Regions from separate parts of the Homo sapiens genome. Here region 2 is linked to region 1. Evidence: chromatin contacts called from ENCODE Hi-C or POLR2A ChIA-PET data. All regions are on one chromosome and are shown on one strand. The core of a region is the stretch at or near the end of the contact, and the rest is flanking DNA. Distances in the headings are between cores, read along the strand shown.

The links. Hi-C counts contacts between places; a loop is a spot of excess contacts on that map. ChIA-PET counts read pairs that join two places held with the same protein, here RNA polymerase II (POLR2A). Pooled maps may share reads with other maps.
Region 2: a loop to region 1 is called in a map with no recorded cell type, with 7 times the contacts of the local background. The contact joins two enhancer-like sites. A Hi-C loop is called at or near these places in 21 of 37 single-sample maps with no recorded cell type and 11 of 50 pooled maps. POLR2A ChIA-PET finds 5 or more read pairs at or near these places in 4 of 52 experiments (OCI-LY7, activated B cell, activated CD4-positive, alpha-beta T cell and 1 more).

The regions. Positions count from the first base shown.
Region 1 is chr6:6,788,504-6,795,518 of GRCh38, forward strand. LOC101928004 (a long non-coding RNA gene) reads right to left here. Exons shown (of 5, transcript NR_187687.1): 2 at 5,647-5,802. It also overlaps the pseudogene BTF3P7. Among named protein-coding and RNA genes, the nearest start is that of LINC03055, 94 kb to the right of the region's middle. Within about 2 kb of position 2,573, at least 2 of the 41 ENCODE cell types and tissues checked have a DNase peak (open chromatin) inside an H3K27ac peak, as active enhancers do.
Region 2 is chr6:7,083,244-7,090,258 of GRCh38, forward strand. No RefSeq gene overlaps it. Among named protein-coding and RNA genes, the nearest start is that of RREB1, 21 kb to the right of the region's middle. RefSeq lists an enhancer at 2,820-2,909 and a silencer at 4,687-4,756. Within about 2 kb of position 3,393, at least 19 of the 41 ENCODE cell types and tissues checked have a DNase peak (open chromatin) inside an H3K27ac peak, as active enhancers do.

The DNA of each region.
Region 1 (7,015 bases), core at 1,323-3,822:
ATTGTAATGAATAGACTATTCATAAAAGTGTGAAAAGGGTTTAGGAAAACAGAGTGCAGTACCTAGCACTGACAGTAGCAGGCAGTCATTGCCACCTCTAGGCATGAGAGCTCAAGGGCAAGGTAGGAGCAATTTCTAGAACCTAAGAGAGCGGCTATATGGAGAGCACTGCCTGCCAGAAGAGGAGGAAGGGGCTTATCTAGGAGAGTAAACACTCTGGCCCCTGCATCTTCCTCCAATCCAGTCTCCTGCCAATGTCTCTCATGAGCCACACCCAACCCAGAAGCCAGTGATCAGGTAGCCTGTTCACTGCGTTCCTACAGGTCAGCCTCTTGGGAGAATGCCCAGGGTGAGAAGAATACATCTGGAAGAGGCAGATGGTGTCCAGTAGAGAGAGACAAAACTTCATCACCGGAAGATGCCAAATGTCTCAAATCAACACATCAATAAAAATTGCCGTTCTCCTATTACATGTAGAATTGAACTGGCTAACATTTGGAAGTGGCTGCCTCTGGGGAGCAGGAAGAATTGGGAGAAGGTGGGCAAGAAAACGCTGTTTTTCATAAATCTTAAACTAGTTGATTGTTAAAATATTTATGTATATTGCCTGATTAGGAAAAAATAGCAAAATATTGTAAAATGTTAAAAGCCAAAACAAACAAACAAAAAACAAAACAAAACAAAACAAAAAAACCTCAGCAGGCACAAGGAGGGGAAGAAATGTGCCAGCTTTGTCACTAAGATAGACCCCATGGATTTGAATCTGTCTAGCTGTGGGGCCCTGGGTCACTCACTTTCCCTCTCTGGCCTTAGTTTTTACAGCTGTAAAACAAAAATAGCATTTCCAACCTCAGAGAGATTTGAATGAGATGATGTATAAAAGCATTTGGTACAAAACGAGCCCTTAGATAATGAGATGCACAGAATAAAAAAGAGAGGGAGCGTGTATGAAAGTCACTAAAAGACAATAGATATCTTTATCATTGGTTTGCTTCTGTCTTTTCTACCTTCCCTTGAAACCTCAACAGCTAACAGAGTCTGGCTCATGGCAAATGCTCAGTGAAAATCTGTTGGAGGAGAGAGTAGAAGACAGCCCTAGAGGACTTTTCTGCCTTACTCCTCCATTTGCTGTAACAGGCCAGATCCAAGGGCCTTGGGATCTGCCTCTCAAAGTTTCACCTTGAGCCTGCCCTTGCAGTCAGTCACTCCCCTGATAGCCCCAGCCCACCTCCTGGCTGCCCACCTCCCTGCAGCTGGCTCCTAGACCATCATAACCCTGTTTTGCATGTGGAGCTTCTCAGAGTCATGCCCCATCCCTGAAGCATCTCCCAGCTTGTATACACATTCCCTCCACTCATCACTCTGGAGCCTTTTTTGTGGGATGATGAACCAAGTAAAGGAGCCGGGGCTGGTCCCTGTGGGACTGGTACATTGGAAAGACTGTTGATGCTCTGCCAATGGCTTCACCACAAATGCCCAGGGATGCTTTTTCAACACAGTGATGGCAAGATTGAAGAAGCACAGTGAAGCATAGAAGAGACCCCTGTGGCTCAGTCACAGGGTCAGAGAGTCAGGCCGTCCTGACTGCACCCCTGCTCATACTTCCAGGAGTGCTCCAAGGACAGGTTCTGATTTCACCTTCATGCAGCTCCCTGGCCACACATGCTTCTCCACTGGGTGCAATGCTCTGGTGGGAGGAAATGAAGTCCTTTGAATTCTTTACTCATTAATACCTATTCCCCATGCGGGACACATTTTTATGGCCTACCAGTGGCCAGTCCCCTTTCATTAATAACAGAACCCTCGTGTATGGCAGTGAGTGCCCTTTTGCAGTCATAGACCGTGGAGTCATCATGTGATCAAGGCCTGCCTCTAGGGAAGGTCCCTCTCCCTGATGAGAGAGGTTCAGGGGGAGGAAGCCCTTTGCCAAGTCTCCCTCGTCTCCTGCTTGGGTTTCCACGGTGTGCGAGGAAACATGGTGGTCATCTTTGACTAGAAAGCAGGATGTTGCTGACACGCCAAAAATGGTAGAGTAGTAAGACAGAAAGAGCCTCCACCCTTGGGGTTATCACAGAGCCACAGAATTCACCCTGGGCCATTCCTAGTGCTCTAAGTCAAGGGTCATGGGATCTTCAGCTGGTTGCAGCCCAAACAATCTTTAATGATGCAATGTGTACACCATCAACAGAGACATCAAAGTCAGTTTCGTTGCTCTTGTATTGCCTGAGAGATGTGGATGCCTTTTTGTCAAAACTCAACCCTAAACTGAGGGCATTCTTATTTTTTGTTTATTTATTTATTATTATTATTTTTAGAGATGAGGTCTCGCTATGTTACCCAGGCTGGACTTGAATTCTTGGGCTCAAGCAATCCTCCTGCCTCAGCCCCCTGAGTAGCTGGGACTATATGCATGCACCTCCATGCCCAGCTCAGGACATTCTTGCAAGGGCAACTATGATGTCTGTGGGTGGAACCAGATGACTTTGATCCCAAGAAAGGGCTCAGGCAGTCAGGCATGCACATTTGCAGCCTGAAGGCCACACACAATGATAGGAGGCAATGGAGCTTACCTTCCTTCCCTGCCCATAAACCTGATGTCACCCTGTGAGTCCTACGGATGTGAGTCACTTTGCTCTTATGATTCTGAAAGAGGGTTTGTGGAGAGGCTTCCTCGGGAGGCTGGAAAGAGAGGGGCAGGTCTCTTCCCTGCCATGATGCCAGCAAGCACTGCAGAAGTGGGACCCAGCAAGTGAGTCTTCCTGGGCGGGAGCAAAAACCTTCCTAGTTGCTACCTTTGGCCTAGTTATATGGAGAGGAGATACCACCTGGATTCTATCCTTTATCTCACCAGTGGTGCCTGGAAGGCTTCAGATTTGCAGCGTGCTTTGAAATGGTTGATTTTCTTCCTAACAGACGGGTACAAGAACCCCTCTTCAGTGCTTCCAGAAGAAATCATGTGAAAGAATACAGTCAGCCCTCTCAGGATAATGGAGACAAGTTCTCACATATTGGTGGGCACACGCATGACCTAGGGAGCTTGTTTAACAGGCAGGTTCTGGGCCTCAGCACTAGTACTTTAATTCAGGAAATCGAGGCAAGGGCCCAGGAATCTCCTTTTGAAATAAACCCTGCATGTCCTTCAACACAAGGTCATCAGACCATTGAAAAATAGATAGAAATGATTGAAATCCATTGATTATTCAGGAAGTTTCATTTTGGGCAATGATCTTTTCTCCTTTTTTTTTTTTTTTTTTTTTGAGACAGGGTCTCGCCCTGCTGCCCAGGCTGGAGTGAAGTGGTGTGATCACCACTCACTGAAGCCTCACCCTCCCCGGCTCAAGCAATCCTCCTGCTTCAGCTTCCTGAGTAGCTGGGACTACATGTGCACACTACTACACCCCACTAATTTGTTTTTAATTTTCTGTAGAGGCAGGGTCTCACTATGTTGTCCAGGCTGATCTCAAACTCTTGGCCTCAAGGGATCCTCCTGTCTGGGGCTCCTAAAGTGCTGGGATTACAGGTGTGTACTTGAATGTTATCCATTAACTCTCTCTTCCCAGCCCCTCCTTCCTCAAACCCTATATACCTCACCCATTTCTAATTTTCATACCAGAATTACTAAAATGTAGTGGCGTGACCCTAGGTATGAGAATTGTTCTTGCATCCCACAATTTATGCCATCTGAACTCTTTATCAAGTATACGCTCTCTCCCTCAGACACATTCCACAGCCATCTGCGGAGCACGTGCTGGGGGCTCAGAAACCATCAGGGCCTCAGTCCTTCATCTTCTCCGGGCTCCTTTTTCTGGTTTATCTTGCCTCCATTCACCTTTACCATCTCAACGCCACTCCTTGGGAGCATCCAAATCCCTCCCCTCCCAGATCAGTTACCCAGTGCCCAGACCCAAGTCCTTGTGCCAGTCTTATTCCACTTGCTCTCCCTTCTCGTCTCACGCTTTCCCGCTGTAGTCACTCTCGCCTGAGATCTGGATAGCTCCTCTGCACCAACCATCTGCCCACCCCCGGCACCTCAAACTCAACAACTCCCTCCCTCCCCAGCAACTCCTCCTGGGTTTCCTGTTTTCTGATTCTGACACACCTACTTTACCTGGGTCAAGACCTTGGAGTAACATTTGATGCTTTTTTTTTACCCGATTTAATTCCTTACCAAATTTGACTCACTTGTTTTCTGTTTCTCTCCCCTCTGTCCCTTTCATTTGCATCATGATCTTTGTGCTTGTCTCGAATTCAATTCTAGTCAAGCCTCTGGTTGCAAGAAAGAAATAACCAGTCAACCTAAGGGGGTTATGAAAAGGCAGAGGCACATCTCACTGACACACAATGGAAATACAAGGGGCCTCATAGGAAACAAGATTAGATCTGGGAAGGTGTTGAGGCAGCTGTGCTTCCAGTTGTTTTTTTTGCCTCCTCTGGGGCCATGTGGTTTCTTACCTGGATCTCTTTCTGCAGATTTGGCCTGTTCCCCTGCCTTTCTAGCTTGTTTATGTCCCCAGATGATTATCCCAACCCCTCATGACCTTCCCGTGCAACTGTTCTCCAGTCTAAATACAGCTTTGGTCACTTGCTCAGATTCGGAAAGGAGAGGTTCAGTGGACACTGGCCAGCCAATGGATTGCACTGGCCTCACCAGGAGCCCAGCTTTAATGCTTTAATACCAGGCAGAATCATGGTATTAACATCGATTCCTGGGTGTGGTCCTTCAGCAGCAGCTATTGGGAAGGTGCATTCCAGATGGGCTGTTTGGGGGTTCCCTGTTATAGTCTACTGCAGTGCTTCCTAGAAGCTGGGTGAAGGACTGGTGGCATGTCCAGAACGAAGTTCTTGCCTTTTTGTGATGAAATGAGAAAAACAAGCATGTAAGTATGTGAGCGTGTGCATGTGTGTGTTGGGAGGAGAAATGATATGTTAATATAAAGTCCCAGATGTCCTTTTTGGGAAATACTGCCTACACAGCAACAACATCCTTCCTGCTTAGGGAAGCTAGCATGTCCTTTTATTTACAAAGTGATAGTGGGACTAGGTGGTTGTTCTTATTGTTATTGTTGTCTATGCCCTTATTTGGCAAAAATAGAATATTGGGACACTTAGGTCAATCTCTTCAAGTTTTGAGGGGAAACTTGGCTGGTTCATGAAATCCAAATGTCTTAGAAACACTAGGCTATGTCCTGGCTCTTTTCATAGCTTCCTAAACGGTCTCTTGACCTTCCAGATCTCTTTTCCATCACATCACTGTCACACTAATCCCTCTAAAATGTTGCTGAATAAAGTATTTTCTTGTTTAAGTCTGCAAGGGCTTTGCAATGATTGTGAAATCGAATAGAAAGTCTTCAGCCTGTACAAACCAGCTCCAACCTAAGGTCCCAGCCCTCTCCCATACCTCTCCCCACGCCCACCATGTGCTTCAGACAAGCTCCTCCTTGGCCCTTCTGACCCTGCCCCTCCCACCGCTGGGCCCGCTTTCCAGCCTATGCAGGTCCAGTGATAATCCCTCCATGAAGTTCTCCAATACTCAGCTAAAGTGAATCTTTCCTAACTCTAAAGTCCTTCTACTAAAACATGCATACATTCTTAGACACATATTGCGTTCTGTGTCATTTGTGGTTTTTTGTGCCATTTCCTACTTACCCCACTCATCAGAAACCCTTGAGCTGCTACGTGTGTGGAGGAAGCGTGGTGAAGAGGAAGTCACAGAACATGGGATCCAAAGCTTGACTCTGTTCTGGTGAATGTCACTAGGAATGTCACTTGACTGGGATGTTCCTCCATTTGTTCCTCTTCTCACTGGAATATATATTCCATGAAGACAGGGATTTATTTTATTTTATTTTATTTTTGAGACAGAGTTTTGCTCTTGTTGCCCAGGATGGTGCACGGTGGTGCAATCTTGGCTCACCGCAACCTCCGCCTCCCAGGTTCAAGCGATCCTCCTGTCTCAGCCTCCCGAGTAGCTGCGACTACAGCAGTCTGCCACCATGCCTGGCTAATTTTTGTATTTTTAGTAGGGACAGGGTTTCACCATGTTGGTCAGGCTGGTCTTGAACTCCTGACCTCAGGTGATCCACCCATCTCGGCCTCCCAAAGTGCTGGGATTACAGGTGTGAGCTACCGCACCTGGCCTTTTTTTTTTTTTCCTAGGCAAAGAACTTTATTACTCTTTGTTTCAAACTTTATTCCCAGGCTTTTTCAGCTTAATTAGCTGCAAAGAATGAAATAGTGTATAAGCAAAAGATGAAAAAAGCTGCAGTGTCCAAAGAGCTTGGGCTTAAAAATATTACAGATCTAGATTTTATCAGATCCATTAGCAAAAATTTCTTAAAATGCAGTCATAATATAAGATAGCAGCTCCCAGCAAGTTCTTCAAGGTTTATCTTCTTCAGAAGTTGGCTCAATTCAGTTTGCCTCATTCTTGGAAGCCTCATCAAAATTCTCCACAAGATCTGGAACTTCATTATCATCATCCTCTCCAGTAGCAAGTGGCGCTTTTCCATCCACAGGTTATTTGGGCAGAGCTTCAGCCAGTCTCCTTAACTTAGTGGGACTGTCTGCACCAAGCTGGTTTAAGATGCCGGGTAGCATTTCTCTCAGCTGCTTTGCCTCAGTGTGGCCTGTAATGGTGAAGGTGTTTGCTGCCAAAGATGCCTGAACTTTAAGGTTGTGAAAGTGGATCACTGTTTCTTGGTTTGTAAACATATTCACCTCTTCAATACTAGAGGTATTGTTTAACCCTAACTTCTTTAAGGAGAACTGAAGATTTTATCATCTGCTGTGGCTGTCCCATGAACCACTTTCTTCTTTTTGCTGGCAGTTCCTTTCCCGCCAATGTGCACTTGTACCTGTAGTTTGGTGAGTTTTCCCTGGTTCATGATTATTTCTTTCATCTTGTCGGAGCAGAAAAGGGGCAGCACGGGGGTCTAGGGTGGGTGTTCAGGGGGTCTCAGGTGAACCAGCTGAGATTAGGCGCACACATGCAGAGATGCCCATTTGTTCATCTTTA
Region 2 (7,015 bases), core at 2,143-4,642, 300 kb after region 1:
CCGCCAGAAAGACGTTGTGACTTATGGCCGTGCTTAGTGGTGACAGCTTTGTGTATTAACCCCCATCAAAAAACAGTACAATCCTGGAATCTTTCAGAAGTTTGAGGAACTGGAAATAAGTCTTTCTTTCTTTTTTTTTTTTTTTTTTTAGACAGTCTTGCTCTGTCGCCAGGCTAGAGTGCAGTGACATGATCTCTGCTCACTGCAACCTCCGCCTCCCGGGTTCAAGCGATTCTCCTGCCTCAGCCTCCCAAGTAGCTGGGATTACAGGTACCCAACACCACACCTGGCTAATTTTTTGTATTTTTAGTAGAGGCAAGGTTTTGCCATGTTGCCCAGGCTGGTTTCTAACTCCCGAGCTCAGATAATCTGCCCACCTCGGCCTCCCAAAGTGCTGGGATTACAGGCATGAGCCACCGCACCTGGCCAGAAATAAGTCTTTCTAAGTGGAGAGCACACACGTACACACTCACAAATAATCTTCATTTTAGGATGGAATTTGGTCCTCTGCTTGCCAGATTTTTGACTTACACCCTGCCTTGACCCATATCATTGTGTTGTTTGAAATACCCATTATGCGTGCAGTGGATGAAGCATAAACTACCTGTTTATGCTGGCGATGGCTGAATATGCAGAAAGGAGCACCATTTATTCTACACATGAGTTCACAGCGTTCTGTTTCCCCAGTTTCCTCTGGGTGGTTTCTTCTGTTGAAAAGCCCCTTACTTGGCTGGGCGCGGTGGCTCACGCCTGTAATCCCAGCACTTTGGGAGGCTGAGGCGTGTAGATCACAAAGTCAGGAGATGGAGACCATCCTGGCTAACACGGTGAAACCCCATCTCTCCTAAAAATACAAAAAATTAGCCAGGCGTGGTAGCAGACGCCTGTAGTCCCAGCTACTCGGGAGGCTGAGGCAGGAGAATCACTTGAACCCAGGAGGCGGAGGTTGCAGTGAGCTGAGATCGCCCCACTGCACTCCAGCCTGGGCAACAGAGCCAGACTTAGTCTCAAAAAAAAAAAGCCCCTTACTCTACCGGGCATGGTCGCTCACACCTACAATCCCAGCACTTTGGGAGGCCGAGGCAGGTGGATCACCAGAAGTCAGGAGTTTGAGACCAGCCTGGCCAACATGGTGAAACCCAGTCTCTACTAAAAATACAAAAATTAGCCAGGCGTGGTGGTGGGTTCCTGTAATCCCAGGTACTCGGGAGGCTGAGGCAGGAGAATCGCTTGAACCCAGAAGACCAAGGCTGCAGTGAGCCAAGATCGCGCCATTGCACTCCAGCCTGGGCGACAGAGTAAAACTCCGTCTCAAAAAAAAAAAAAAAGCAAAGCCGCTTACTCTAGTTAGCTTGTCAACTAAGCCCTCTCCCTGGGTATGTGATGTTTCTGCCTGTCTTCTTCCTTCCTGTGGCTTCGCTTTACAGTATTCAGATAGCTATAGCAGTCTCGGCTGCAAATCTCTTTTCCAGTGGATCATCCCCTCTTTAACTTTTGTCCTGTTAGCTTGGTGACATCTTTGTATGTTGGAGGGGCAGGCAGAAAAACAACAGCTCTGTGCTTAGAGCCATTTCTCCAGTTTATCCCAAGGTGCTCCTTATCACTGTAGTTTAAGTAAGAACCTTTCTCCGCCTTTCGCAAATCTAGTGTCTTGGTGTGCATTTAGGAAAAAGAGGAATGGCACTTCAGCAGCTTCTCATGTCCAGCCTGGCGTTCCAGCAGCCCTCTTCTTCCCATCCTTAAGGTGCGGCCCACAGGGAGGGTGGGGTTCAGAGCTGTCTGAACAAATCAAGTTCGATTTGTTGGTCTGTTTTAACCACAACACCTTTTAAGAAAATTAAAATCACTATTTCAAGTAGGGACTAAGTCGGTAGAGGGACCCCTCACTGTTGTGATTTCTGGGTGTTGGCAAATGGTACCGCATCATTTCACTGTCCACATGGGGACTTAGGATTGGTTCATTCTAGGACCTTGGGTGATTTAACCTCTCTGAATCTCTTTTCTGTCAATGGGGGCAGACTATCTGCCTCAAAGGGCAATTGCAAGGGTTAAATGAGGTCCCTTGGGCAAACCACTTGACTCAAAATTGAGTCAGGGCTCTCAGCACATGTCAACTTTTATTTGTTTCCAACTTCATAATCCAGATTTATTGAAAATGCAATGTTTTGTTGCTCTGAAATTCACTATAAATGGGTTAAGGAGGGCCGGGCGCCGTGGCCCACGCCTGTAATCCCAGCACTTTGGGAGGCCAAGGAGGGCAGGTCATCTGAGGTCAGGAGTTCGAGACCAGCCTGAACAACAGGGAGAAACCCCGTCTCTACTAAAAATACAAAATTAGCCGGGCGTGGTGGCACATGCCTGTAATCCCAGCTACTTGGGAGGCTGAGGCAGGAATCGCTTGAACCTGGGAGGCGGAGGTTTCAGTGAGCCGAGATCACACCACTGCACTCCAGCCTGGGCAACAAGAGCGAAACTCCATCTCAAAAAAAGAAAAAAAAAAAATAGAATGGGTTAAGGAAACTGGAGGAGACCAGGTCTACAAGGGGTATCCTTAGCTGCTTGGAAGACAGAAAGGAAAGACAACAGAGAGGTAAATAAAAGCAATGCTTCAAGCAACTTGAGATGCCAGAACACCTAGAAAGACCCAAGGCGGATGAAAAGCCCCAAGGGATATGCAAGCCTGGGGGGCCATCTGGGTGGTTTGCATCCTAGCCCGCTGACCTTGGAGGGGCTTTCCTGTCTTTCCCTGATTTCTTTCACTGCTGAAGAGGCTGCCCTCAAAGCCTGGAGCACTTGGCAGGGTTCCAGGGATCTGTACCAATGCCATGCCTCCTGATGACAGAGCAGAGGCTGGTGATGCTAGCTCACAGCCATGTGGCCTTGGCCTTGTCCTGCCTCTCTCTGACAGATGCTAGCATCAGTGGATGCTTTTGAGTTTCACATAGAAGACTGCTGAACTCTCAATTCTTGGGGTCAGGAGGTCTGAATCTAAGTCTCAGCTCTGCTTAGCTTTGCTGCTCTGAGTAGCTTTGGACTTTCAGCAAGTCACACATCAGCTTTCAGAATCCCAATTTCCCAATTTATTAAATGACTGTTAGACTCATTTAATAGGTGGGCTCTGGGTCCTTCCCCCGCTGGCCGGTATGCATTTTGAAGTCACCTCACCAGGCCTCCTTCAAGGCAGCACCACCTTTCAGGGTCAGTACCTAAGGCACAGTCCCTAACTACCAGCACCTCTCAGACTCTGATCTGATTTTGAAAAATTGTAGTTTTGGAAGCCTGATGTCCACAACCATGACCGAGGTTGCTCAAATGACTCTGATGAGTTTCCAGCACACCCTACACCCTGGCTGCACCCACAGCGACCCCGTCAGCCCAGCCTTCCTCAGCTTCCATCTGTGCGCCTGCTCCTCTTCCCCTGCACTATCTGAGAATTAAAGACGCATTCTTAATGAATCTTTCACTTTCAGTGTGTTCTTCCTGAATGAGTCGTAACTTCCATTTTTTTCTAGCTTCGCTCTCTGATCTCAAGGGCCACATCTAACAGAATTCACGTGTTCGATACAAAAAAAAAAAAAAGAACAGGAGGTTTCCACCTCTTTTTATTAATCAGAATGATTTCAGTTTAAATTAAATGTCCCACACAGAATTCCTTTAGAAGACTAGAACTGTTCATTAGAAAGTGAAAGTAGCTGATAATCCTTTTTTAAATATGAGGGGGGAAAAAAACTGGCAAGTCATTTAAACATCTTTCCTCTGGTAACTTACAAAAAATAAGCAAAATACTTTAATTTTGTCACTTTTCTTTTTCCCTCCTTTTGCCCACAATAAAGATGTCATAGAAGCTTTTCCATTCGTGCCGGACTCCTTAGGTTGGAGAAATAATTGGCTTTTCCTGGAGAGAAGGGTAGTGACAGACTGTGTCTGAGGTATTCTCTTGCAAATCCCTGAGGGTACTGAATAACAAAGTCTGTCTAGCTTCCAGTCTGCAACTCTTCTCGCTTTCCTTTGAACAAGGGCAGTAAGTTGCTCTTTTTCTGCCCAGCTCTGGCACTGAAAAAATCCAGTAGGTGGCCAAAGAGCCTTTAGAAGACTAAAGGCAGCTTCAGAGAGCCATTGGACCAGATTTTAAAAAGAAAAGTGTGCTTGTATCTTTGTATTGCAAACAATGCTGGAGGAGCTGAATGGTGCTTCAGACCTTGGGCTTAAAGACAGGTGACTTATTTAGGCCCCTTACAAATGGGCATGTTTGACTACAGCTAAATTAAGTTCTCAAAATAATCCCTGAAACTGGAGCTTAGACTGTTGAAGCAAGTACTCAGGGCAGACGTCTCAGGCGTACTCATTTTCACCTTTCATTTATGACATGGTGTCATCCTTCACAGCTCCACAGAAAAGCTCCTCCAGTGTTCTCTGTGAAACAGGAAAGAACTCTCTATGCACCAGATAAGCCAAACCCCTGGAGTTCCATGGGCTGAGAACTTTGCCCTTCATAAATTACTTCTGTGAAAAGTTCTAAGCTGAGGAGATGGCAATAAAGAAATTGCTCTGCGTTGTTTTATGGTTCCAGCATTCGGTTTCCTGTGGCGTCCCGTGGTCTTTGGTTTGAGTCATGAGAAGAAGCCTGAGAAGCAGGTATCACCCTGCTCTCAGCTAGGTATGTAGAACTGGCTACGGTACTGTGGACATCCCATTTGCCCAGCCACAGCTGTGTGCTGTATCACTGGGATGCTCTGAGTGCAAGGTGCATCTTTGAACGAAATACTAGATGTGACTGGTGCCTTCAGCAGTCATGTGGCAATTTTTAAAAAAGTGTGGTAAAATATAAATTACATACAAATTGAGCATCTTAACAATTTTTAAGTATACAGTTCAGTGGCATTAAGTATATATATGCACAGTGTGATACAACCATCATCACCACCCATTTCCAGAACTTTCTCATCTTCCCAAACTGAAACTCTGTACCCATTAAACACAAACTCCCCATTCCCCACCCCCAGCCCCTGGCAGCTGCCATTCTACTTCCTGTCTTGTTAAATTGGAGTGCTCTGGGTACATCATATAAGTGGAATCACACAATGTTTTTCCTCTTGTGACTGGCTTATTTCACTGAGCTAACGTCTTCAAGGTTCATCCACTTGTAGCATGTGTCAGAATTTCCTTTCTTTTTAGGGCTGAATAATATTGTATTGTATGGATAGGTCACATTTTTTGTTCATCCATTCATCTGTTGATGGACACTTCAGTTGCTTCTCTGCCTTTTGGCTATTGTGAATAGTGCTGCTACGAACATGGGTGTACAGATGTCTCTTCAAGTCCCTGCTTTCAGTTCTTTGGGGTATATATCTAGAAGTGGAATTGCTGAATCATATGGCAATTCTATTTTTAATTTTTGAAGACCTGCCATACTTTCCATAAAGTCTACAGCATGTTACAATCCCACCAGCAGTGTTTAAAGGTTTATATTTCTCTAGAGCCTTGCCAACACTTGCTATTTTCTTTTTTTTTTTTTTTTTATAATAGGCACCTGATAGGTGTGAGGTGGGGTCTCATTTGGCTTTTCTTGCATGCTCCCATACTCTTTTATTATAGATTTATAAGAGTATTAATATCTAATACTCCTTTCTATAGTTCTTCAGGAAAATTTTATTTGCTATTCTCATCTGCTTGTTTTCCTCAGATGTACTTGGGAATTATTTTTGTTATATTTCTCCCTGTACAATATTTTATCCAGTTAGGGTTTTGATTGGAGTTGCATTTAAGATATAAATTAATGTAGAATGAACTTCTTAAAAATAAACTTTTGGTCTTTCTATCTAAATCTTCCTTCATCTCTCTTCTTATATGTAGGTCTAGGTTTGTTGTTTTTCATTTATTCGTTGTAGACAAACCTTCCTGAATTTGTTGCTTTGTGAATGAGGTGTTAAAATTGTATTTTTGTAATGGTTATTGCCTTCCTATAGGAGTGTGTGTGTGTTTGTGTCTGTGAGTATGTGTTGTAACTGTCCACTTTACAGAGCAAAGCAATAAGATATTCAAAAGAACACAGTCTTTGTAGTCAGTCAGACTTGGGTTTGAATCCCAGCTCTGCCACTTACCAGATGCATGACACTGAGAAAACTTTAGTATGGTGTTTTACATACAGGAATTCAATAAATAATGGCTACTACAGTTAGATTTCTCTTTAAATAATTTCCATTAATTTCCTTGAATTTTCTGGTTACACAATGATATAATCTGTAATTAATGATAATATTAACTTTTTCTTTCCAATATTTAAATCTCTCACATCCATTTCATGTCATATTGTATTCACCAGAAAAACTTGTGGGACAATACTCTACAATTATGTGAACATATTCATTCCAGGGGAGTTTTATTCTGATTTTAAAAGGAATGCCTCTAGCTTTTTACCATTAAGTATAATATTGACATAGCTTGAAATTGATACTTTTTATAGGTTAGAGAGTATATTTCAGTTCTTTCTTTTTAAGTGTTTTTAAATTAGAAATCAGTTATCTTGGAAGATTTATACAATTACAACAACTTTATTTGTAAATTATAGTATTAATGTTACCTAAGAAGGAAGAGATGTAGGATCAATCTTATCCTGTCTGTGTGAAGTCTTTATTTTATTTTTTTTTTTGTCACTGACTTCAGGCTCATGAGTGAAGCACTTTTTTTTCTTTTTAGATTGTTCATTATGAAGTGGATTTGTGTGTGTGTGCTTCGCTTTCAGACCCTCATGAATTTTTTTTTCATGTGTGAAGTCTTTATAAGTATTTTTTAGGGATTTGAATATGGAAAGGAAATTAATTTAATTTGCCTGGGGATGGGTTTTAGGTGACATCTTCCTTTTACTGGCCAAACCACCAGTTTCTTTCTGTTATAGAAATTAGTACCTTACTTTTATATCTGGTTTGTGTCCTACAGGCACATTTTTATCTTTGATTCCCATGAATAATTCAACTATGGAATATTTAAGTTTTAAGTCGGGGGGCCCAATCCTTTG